3 separate regions of the Homo sapiens genome follow, and regions 1 and 2 are each linked to region 3. Evidence: chromatin contacts called from ENCODE Hi-C or POLR2A ChIA-PET data. All regions are on one chromosome and are shown on one strand. The core of a region is the stretch at or near the end of the contact, and the rest is flanking DNA. Distances in the headings are between cores, read along the strand shown.

Region 1 (3,272 bases), core at 270-2,769, 92 kb before region 3:
GATCTTCCATGGGAAGTCAAAGGTATCAAAACTCACAGAGTGGCTAAGTGTTCCTCTCCCTGCTGTGAAAGCTAAACTTACATTTCTTAGAAAGAGGATCATGTCATCATTTACTGTGTTCCTTAAAGTCTCCGAATATTGCCACTACATGATTTTTTTTTCCCATAATGCCTTTTGTTCTTGTTTTTTAAACCTTTTTCCAAACTTGAATCAAAATCTACATAGGGGCCGGGTGTGGTAGCTCAAGTGTGTAATCCCAGCACTTCAGGAGGCCAACGCCGCCGGAGGATCCCTTAAGCCCAGGAGTTCAAGATCAACCTGGGAGACATAGCTAGACCCTGTCAAAAAAAAAAAAAAAAAAAAATCTGCTTAGGAACTATGTTCCAAGGGTTTCCTGCAGAAACAGGAATCGTTTCCATGGTGTGTGTGTGTAGTCTGTAATTTTGTCAAACTTTTGTGTGTGCTTTTAATGGTTTATGAGAACATCAATTAAGAACATCAAATGGTTTCCGAGAAAAGACCCTAGAGTAGAAAATTACCATAAATATCAAGAGAAATGAGTAGATGACCCCAGGATCACTTTGAAGGATGAAACAGGCTTTTAAAGGTCCTGGGCACACTGCACAGCCTAACAGCTTATTAAAAACACTAAAACAAGACTTGTGACTTTATTGCATTGTTGTGACACCAGATGCTATTGTTTGGGTGTCCCCTCCTGTCTCCCACAAATCCACTTCCGTATGTCTGAAAATCCGTAATACGTCTAATGATTATCAAGCAAGGGAGGTCTCAGGAATATTGTACCTTGAGAAGTATAAGAACTTCCCAGAGGTTATGTTACCATAAAATATCTAGTTTCTAGTGCTTAAAACATTAAATTGTTTGCAACATATTTTTCCGTACGTTAATCAACATACTTTGCGATCCCTTATTAAGTTCTAGCCTCTGCAACAAACGTGAAAAAAAGCAAAGACGCATAACTCAAATGTGAGAAGCACGGAAATTTCCTAGACCGCAGGGTTCGTTCTCAGTAGTCGGCAATAAGCTGGCTTTCAGAGTCAGGAACTTGATAAAGTTGTTTTGGAGGATGCCCCAGCTGTGTGAAGGTCCATTTCGTTTTGCATCTGAAGAGAAGCAAGCGAGACTCCCCTACAGGGAGTAATGGTTCAGCGGGGCAAGGTTTGAAAACCCAGAGCTGGACAAAGGCGGGAACGCACGCCGCCGCGCCGGGGCTAGGGGTGCTGACGGCCCGCGCAGCTCGCGGGCCTCCGGGTTTGAGGCCCTGGGGTCAGCCCTGCTCCGGGCTTCGCGCCCGGGCGCGGGTCAGAGCCGCCAACTTCGGGCCAATCAGCGAGCGGCGTCCCGGCGCCCGCAGCGCCCAGGCCCGCGCCCCCCGCGCCCCCGCAGCAGGAATGGCAGGAACGGATCCGGGCCGAGCCCGACCCGGGACGAGGAGGGGCTGAGCCGCGGGGGATCCTGGAATCGGCAGGGAGGTGGGGATTCTGGGAGGAAAACTCCATTTCCTCCTTCCCTGCCGGTTTCTCCCCTCTACCCTGGCACCCCAAATTTCGATGTGCCGCCTGCCGGGCGCTAAGCGCCGGTGTTGAGAGAGGCGGCGGCCGCCGCGCCCGGGAAAATGCTGGGCATGTACGTGCCGGACAGGTTCTCCCTGAAGTCCTCCCGGGTTCAGGACGGCATGGGGCTCTACACGGCCCGCAGAGTGCGAAAGGTGGGTGACCCGGCGGCGGCCTGCGCGCCCCTGCACCTCGCGCGCCCTGTGCCTCCCGGAGTCGCCCTGCCGCAGGGCCCGGGGCGCGGCGGGCTTCACCCCGGTCGCCCCTCGCCCGGGCCGGGCCAGGCGTCCGTGGGAAGGCCGGGGACCGCGGGGCACGGCGGGGGTGGCCTTTACTCGCTGCGCCACCCGAGCAGGCAGCGCCACGTAGGTGGCGGCGGGGTGCGCTCCGCTGCCGGCCGGTCCAGGGGCGGAACTGCCACCGGCCTCCCTGCCGCAAGATGTCTTTCCTCTCTCCCGCAGGAAGTGAGCGCGGCGGGAGCCTCCCTCTTCCTCGGTTACGGGTGTGAGCTGCGTCTTTGCGTTGGCGAAGGCACGCGTGGGCGGGTGTTTTCCCCCGCGCGCACGCTGCTCCGCTGTCGCCTCTTTTCCTTTAGGATGAATTAATGTGGCTAGAAACGCCTAACTTTCCATGCGGGGATGGGAGGAGCAGCCCAGAGCGCCGCTCCACGCAGGCCGTAGAATCTCATTCATACGCCCAGGATTTCCTTCCCTCCTTCTGGAATGTATTATATGTGCCTTCAGGGAGGTGCCAACCAGATGATCTTTGAGTGTCTATACCTTTTTTCTCCGCTCTTTTTTTTTTTAATTTGTCTCCAACATCGGTTCGATCTCTCCAGCCAGAAAGTTACAGGCATGTGATGAGAGGAAGCACATTGCTCAGTTCGTACAGGAAGGGCCTGAAAGTGTTGGATGTTGAAAGCAAAGGCCTAGGAAGAGAGGCCACAGGAAAAGTCCAGCTCTTTGGATTTGATCTTATAATATTATAACTTGTTAGAGTCGTCCTAGCCGTCCTCGCCCCCTTTTCTTAGTAGATATTTTGTAAGATGGAGGTTTGGGCAAGAACAGGCTTGTTCAGGTAAGGTATGTTAACAAGAGGTTCAGAGGATGCAGTAGAGACACTAGGGTGCCTTTCATCTGCATATAACCCTCTCCCCTTTGCCTCTGACCTAAAGAGCTGGTGAAGAGTAGTAGAAAGTGCTAGTAATCCCCAAAAAGGGCTCCACTGACAACATGATCTCCAGTCATCCTTCAGGGCAAAATTGGAGAAAATAAACCACTTATTTATTTTTTCAAGTGGGAGTTGGCGAGAATGTTCAAATGTTAAAAACAGGAATAAATAATTTATCTGAATTAGAGGTGTATTGAATAGTTGCCAAATGGCCAAATGTTAAAATCAACATTTTTTGAAGGCCAAATACAACCATCACCAAATGACGTCTGTACAGAGTTGAAATTCTCCTTTTAATTCATTCTTAAAAGATGTGAAAAATTCTCAAACAGACCTTCCTTAAAGGTTTCTGGCTTAAATTTAATTACTTTAAAAATTAAACACAGATCTTAAAAATCATTTTATTTAATGTTATGAAGAGTACTGTAAACAACTCTGCAAAGATTAGAATTATTATATAATCCTTGTTGTTTCCTTATATTACCATATAGATTTTTAGAAACAGCTGGCCAACCTACTTTCTTTTGA
Region 2 (3,245 bases), core at 494-2,993, 76 kb after region 3:
ATAGAAAAATTCTAGATATATCAGAGAAGCAAAATCATTATGACTTAGAGTCTGGATGGAGGGAGAAGTGAGTAAAAAAGTGTGGGGTTATCTTGGATGGCTCCCAAGTTTTTAATTTGCTAACTAGGTGAATGTGGTACAACTAATCAGGACAGGATTTATAGCATGCATAAGACCAAAGGATAAATACCGCAAATTCAAAACAATGCACACTGATTTAAGCTGTTTGTGAGATACCCAAAGGAGGGTACCTGTTAGACATATGTGTACATGGAGATTGGGGCTCAATAGAGATCTGGAATTCTGATAAGCATGTGTTATCAACTCAGGGTTAAAATAAGATGATCTTTTCCTAGATGTTGCCAAGCCTTTGTCCTACTGACTTGGAAAAGCCACACCTTCCCAGAGTCACGATGATCCTAAGGTCAATAATTCTAGGTCAGCTTACCTAGTGCAAAGGTTGATTTTGTCTCAGAGAAGTTGGTAAGTCTGGATAGCTCATTTAAGGGACCTGTTCCTGTTTGTGTTGTGATTGTTGTTTTTAGTTTATTGCTACTTTGGGTGTTTGTCACCATTTTACAGTGCCTGGTCCAAAGGGAGAATCCTGGGTGCTTCTCCCCAAGGAGGAGAGGCTGGAAAATGTCGCTTGGCAGGGGACACCGCTGCAGGTGCTTCCGTATGATGTCTCTGCTGGAAACAAAGTTGGGGAGAACAGTGCAAGGCCATTGTGCAATGGGGCCAGCCTTGAGATCCAGGAATGTAACTGACAATTTCATGAAGCAGTGTCAGGGACAGGGGAGAGGTCAAGGAAGGCCTTGTTGAAAAGTAGTCACTGGATCAAGCAACAAGGGGCATTGTTGACCCCATGAGAGAGTTGACTGGGATAATGCACATGATATCCAGATTGAATTAAGATCAGAACCAAATGGAACATGAGAGAGTAGAGGAAGAACATACACTGCTAGTCAGAAGGCCTGGCTCTGAAGGGAAGACAAAAGTTTTACATTAGCTGAAGGAAAATATTTTATTATATTGATCTTTGATTGCAGCCAGGGTCTAGCATCCTGCTGTGTAAGTACATTGTTAAATGAAAGAATAAATCAATTAGTGATTTTGAGCTACTGTCCATCCTAAATGATTTGGCTTTGACAAGAGGGCATCTTCAGATCCCTTTTGGAGATTAAATTTTGTCACAGTTTTGTCATTTCACAGTAGAATTTTTTTTGAAATGTGCTGTGTATATGTGTGCTTGTCTTGAAAAACATTTTGGCTGTTTTCAAAATTATAGCCTCTAGGTGAGAGATATTTGATTATATCAGAAAGTATGGATTAATTATTATTTAGTTTAACTACCAATGGTCCTTTTGAACATATACCAATTTTATGAAATTCTTTTGAAACTCACAGCCTTAACTGAGTCAAATTCATTTATATGAAACAAAAAAATTAAACAGAACAAGGTGTCAATGAATCAGTTAAATAATTCCCCTTTAAAGAGTAGTACAGTGATAGAGCAAATTGATTAACATAAAATATTTTTAACAAATTCTTAAAATGAGGAGATTTAATTTGGTCTCAAGTATTAAAAGGAATATGCAGCAAATATGCTACTGGCAAATGTTTATTTTTGAGTATCGGAAGTGCTCTGGGCTCAGTGCCCTCTCCACAGGAGGGGAGGCCACAGTCCACTGCTGTCCTGCACGACCCATGCTTGGATCTGCCCTGCTGTGCCTGGAGCCACTTCTTGAAGTAGCACAGGGCATATGCGGTGGCCAGGATCTGAGTGTGTGAGAAGTGATAGCACAGGACTGGTTCTGCTACTTCATGTTTTTCTGACATGGAGGCTTCCTTTATTTGTAGGTGAGCGTCCCTATCAATGTCCTTACTGTGAAAAAGGATTCAGTAAAAATGATGGACTGAAGATGCACATTCGTACTCACACCAGGGTAAGATTATATTCTGTTTCATTAATATTGATCATGAAAACCATACTTATTTTAAAAGAAATATATTTAACTTTATATTACAAAATAAAGGCAATACACTGGAAGTTGTATATCTATATTTATGACAGATATTTCAGGATAATTTTTTTTAAAGATAAAACAATGAAAGAAAAGAAGAAAAAAAACACAAATTGAAACCTCAAAAAGGTTTTTATTCTTTGAATCAGGACTCAATTTTCAGGAGTTATAAATGATGAACTTCAAGATAAATAGATTTTAAAATTTTAATACTACAATATTTAAAGGTTTTTCTTGCAGAATATTCACCAGTAATAGGAACATTTTTTAATAGAGTCTGCAAGTTTGTCAGCATTTGGCCATTAAGTAATACTGATGAGCAAGTATATTTGCAAGAAAGACATTGCAGATAAATTACCAGGACAGGTGGAAAATAAGGAAGTGTAGCTCAGTGCTTCACAGGGCATGCCTAGTGCTGTGGCTTATTCTTCCCAGGGTGCCCTTTGTTCCTTTGCTGTCAACACTCTCACTGGACTATTGTCATTCTGTTATCTATGCCTTTTCCAGACTCAAGCATCTGTTTCACATGCTTTTAAAAAAATGTAAGCAGCTTACTCACCATCACCCACCATTTCATAGCTCACTATTCGATTTAAGCACAATTAGACACTTTAAATGAACTTTCCACATGGAAATTTTATATTGTTTTAAATAGCTATTGTTGATTTTGCTCTATACAACTTTTCACTGCATTATCTTTCACAGTTTCTTTTCAGTTTGGCCTTTTAAAGTGCGTATGGTCTGTATGTAAATGATGTATTTTTTTTTTCAAATTTTAAGAGACTTATCTAATCCCCTTTAGAACAATTCTAATTTAAACCTCTCCTGGATTTTACTTTTTACCTTAGCTATAAAATAAAAATTTTAGAGAAAACACATAATAATAATATTCTTCCCGGTATAATAATACTGTAGCCTTCCACTTCAGTTCTGCAGCACGTAAAAGCTATCCTCTGTGGTCCCCTTAAGAAAATACTCTTTTTGTCTTTGTGGTGAAGAGAGGGAGCTTCTCCACTTATTAAAGCAAATCTATAGCAGGTTTCTCACTCTAGTTTGTAGTATCATATTCATTCATATTATATGAATATTAGGAATTGGAGTACTTCCTAGATATAAAAGTACTTCATAAACCATAAAGGATTAGACAGATATTCCTGTTTATAATAGTATGATTTAAATGTACAATATCCAAAATATTTCACAATGAGTATTATGAAAGAG
Region 3 (3,285 bases), core at 498-2,997:
AGAATTTGGGTGTATGATCCCTTCCCCATGGAGCTTCCAACCCAGTTGGGGATTCAGCTAAATAAATACAGATGAACATGGAAAAGACTCTGATAGGACCAGCACAGATGGTTAGGAAGTATGTATGGGGGGCCTGTTCCTCACACTTGCTTATATAATAATTTAGTTGACACTCTCTTTTTTGATGTGATGTGGACCAATTCATGTTAAGTTAATAAAAGTTGGCCCCAGTATGGGATCATAGACTTGATACTTCAAACATTTTATTTTACCTTAAGTTTTATAAATCTATATTTATTTACCAATTTACTGATCTATGACCAAAGCTTTCTTGGTTCTAAGTATAGGTTCTCTCATTAGCATTTGCTGTCATATTTTTTCATAACCACTCAATATCCAGTTTTACTCTTTATAAGTAGTATAAGTAGACTCTTGCAAAGCATCCTAAGTTCAGAGTCCTTCTAGAGTTGTGATTTTCCCCTTTTATAATTGTTTTGCCTCATATAATTTGGCTATTTCTTTTATAGACTTATCGTTGAGACTTTTCAAAACATTCAATTGATTTTCTTAGAAACAATTGAATTTTTCTTACTCAGCTGTCTTTATTTTATTTGAAATGTAGTTCAATTATATGATTAAAGTAACTTGTCCCCAGTGTTTTAAACAGGTGTAGGAATGAATGCGTGGGACTGTGGGAAGCATGCCTGACAGTTAGGTGGTAGGAACAGAATGTGTGGGCAAACAAGAAGACAGCAGCTTCCTAATTGAGAAGACTTCAGGTGGGGCATCATTCAGTAGATTTTGTGGTATGCAGAGTGTCAGTTAAGTTTAGGACCTAATTAAGGGGAGGTCAGTTAAAAGAGCTTCTGATGTAAATAAAGCAAATTTGCAATAAGAACATGTCCGCCCTCTAATCACTTGTTTATAAAACGGCTGCCCTCTCCTCCACAGCACTATCTGATTCAACACTTTCATGGTTTGTCAATATTGATAACTTATTTTTAAATAAAAAAGTGAAGTATATATATTTTTTTTCAAAAGCCACTGCTTCCCAAGCTCACATCACAAGAAAAAGTAGCAACTTTTTCTGTTTATGTTCTTTTTTGTTGATTCTTTTCTCCACAATATCAGATTTGTGTCATGAGATGGTTCAAACATTACTAGCTCTGCTTGAGCCCCTCAGAGAAAGATATGTGTATACATACACATATATGTTAGTAATTTGTGATTGATATTCTTTGCTTATAGACTTGATTTTTTTGTTTAATATAGTATTCTGTTTTTAGGAATCATACTAAACTGTTTCCTCCCTGTATGGCTGATTATAAGCTATGACTAGCAAACCAGATTTTATTTGCAGTTGTTTGAAACTTCATTTTTCTTATATGACCTGATTAATGCACTCTGAACATGAATCAGTGTATCCTGCCCTGTTCTTTGTTTTGAATACATCTGTCATTTTCTGCCTCACATTATTTTCCTTGATTTCAAGTCACTTGCTTCTTATTTTCAAATAAAATAATTTTTAAGAATATTATTCTGCTTCAGTCAATTTTTGCTCAGAAGACCGCTCCAACGAACAACCCTAAACTCTTAGTGGTTTATAGCAACAGAGGTTTATTTCTTGCTGACAAAGTATAGGCTGCCAGAGGCTATGACTCTGTCCACAGCTTGGCTCCACATGGCATCTGAAGATACAACCCTTATCAGGGACATGTGTTTTCCTGGCAGAGGGGAAAGAGAGCGGCGGCCAAAATGTGATGATTTTTAAAGCTTTCACTTGGACGTGGTTCACTTTGCTTCTGTTCACATTTCATCGGTTAGTGCAAGTCACCCGGCCAAACTCATAAGGTATACCCACTCCCCAAAGGTAACTTTCTGAGTCACATAGCAAGTTGGGAAAGTCCTCTTACTGGGAAGAGAGTGAATAAACAGGAATCCTGTCTATTACAGTTATGTCTTAAAGACTTTTGGTTTTATTGTTGGATTATAGATACATTTTGTGAATTTTAATGTGGAAATGATTTTTTTCTTGATGTTTGTCAGCTTTGTATGTTGAGTGCTATAGACATATCGATACACAGGTTAAGACTGATTCAGGAGTTTAGTAAAGAAGCTTTATATGAGAGGATATTAAATATGAAATCTTTACTGTTTCATTCTGTTTTCTTTTTTGCACCTTCATCGCTTGTCTTTTATTTCTATTGATTATTGGATAGCAGTCCAGAGACTTTTTTTTTCCTCTACACTGGTATAAGTTGTTCATTTATAAGCCCTTGCATTGTTTTGAAGATAATTCCCTTTTCCATGGATTACCCATTAGTCATGTTAGCTGGATAGTGTGGATTTTCACAATTTACTACCTTTTCAATATAATGAATTGTACCTTTGCCAATTTCACAATCATGGTTTTTCTTACAGTGTCCACATGTGGATAGCAGCCTGCCAACAAGTAAACAAAAACTGAGTTAAGCGACATACAGATACAGCTGAAATACCAAATTACCCGTGGCCTCTCCTGGAGTTATATTTATTTGCACACAGTGGGGACTAGTATTTCCTTGTGAAACAAGAGACTTTTACTGTTTTGAAATAGCAGAACTGAACCTCAGATGCATGAGTTCATTAGGATAGATTTATCCTAGTGAGGCATGGCACTTGAGAAGAGACAAAGAGCAAATTATCAGAGAAGGTTGAGGTGTACACATAATGCCGGATGTGGAAGGGTCATAGAGAATTTGAAAATTAGATTTATTGCCTAGATATCTAGGAGTAAATGTTTCTGTGTAGTGATAGAAGCAGAAATAATTAGACTGGAAGGCATCTTGAGTTCATTTGGTCCTAACCATTACCACAGTACAGAAGTAGTCACATTGATAAAATCTTATCAAAGCATGGCTTATGTTACGCTATGTAATTTTGGAGAATGGGCCTCTCAACCTTACAAGGTTGTATATTCCAGCTTTTCATAGGAATCCTAGTTAAGTATTTCTCTTAATTCCATACCATGCTTTGCTTTAGTAGGGTGAGGTCTGAGAGGGAAAGCAGTAATCAGATCAGCCTCTATATGTACTTTTCCTTTTAAATTCATTAACTAGACTCCCCTAAAGATGAGTTTATTTCACTTGTGATTGAGTCTAGCTCTAGAAGGGATGAGATTATAAAGTCCAACTCTATCATTTTACAGATAAAATAAGAGTACTGATGATAAGAGGCTTCCCCAAGGTGACAGAGCCTCAGAGCGGCCAAGCCAAAGCCAGAAGATAGTCTTGATAAAGTGTTCTT

The links. A loop is a pair of places that touch in the nucleus more often than their neighbours do. ChIA-PET counts read pairs that join two places held with the same protein, here RNA polymerase II (POLR2A). Pooled maps may share reads with other maps.
Region 1: a pooled map shows a loop between it and region 3 (2.4-fold over the local background). The contact joins the promoter of PRDM5 here to the enhancer-like site in region 3. A Hi-C loop is called at or near these places in 2 of 168 maps with a recorded cell type or tissue (IMR-90 and heart left ventricle) and 6 of 50 pooled maps. POLR2A ChIA-PET finds 5 or more read pairs at or near these places in 2 of 52 experiments (OCI-LY7 and activated CD4-positive, alpha-beta T cell).
Region 2: a pooled map shows a loop between it and region 3 (4-fold over the local background). The contact joins two enhancer-like sites. A Hi-C loop is called at or near these places in 1 of 168 maps with a recorded cell type or tissue (chondrocyte), 3 of 37 single-sample maps with no recorded cell type and 6 of 50 pooled maps. POLR2A ChIA-PET finds 5 or more read pairs at or near these places in 1 of 52 experiments (OCI-LY7).

What each region holds. Positions count from the first base shown.
Region 1 is chr4:120,920,973-120,924,244 of GRCh38, reverse strand. PRDM5 (PR/SET domain 5) reads left to right here and starts at 1,519. Exons shown (of 16, transcript NM_018699.4): 1 at 1,519-1,729. The coding sequence starts at 1,637. It overlaps LOC105377399 (a long non-coding RNA gene), which reads right to left and starts at 1,309. Exons shown (of 2, transcript XR_001741804.2): 1 at 918-1,309.
Region 2 is chr4:120,753,254-120,756,498 of GRCh38, reverse strand. It overlaps PRDM5 (PR/SET domain 5), which reads left to right. Exons shown (of 16, transcript NM_018699.4): 14 at 1,861-1,946. Among named protein-coding and RNA genes, the nearest start is that of PRDM5, 170 kb to the left of the region's middle. Within about 2 kb of position 1,743, at least 2 of the 41 ENCODE cell types and tissues checked have a DNase peak (open chromatin) inside an H3K27ac peak, as active enhancers do.
Region 3 is chr4:120,828,818-120,832,102 of GRCh38, reverse strand. The region is part of intron 3 of PRDM5 (PR/SET domain 5); the gene reads left to right. Among named protein-coding and RNA genes, the nearest start is that of PRDM5, 92 kb to the left of the region's middle. Within about 2 kb of position 1,747, at least 3 of the 41 ENCODE cell types and tissues checked have a DNase peak (open chromatin) inside an H3K27ac peak, as active enhancers do.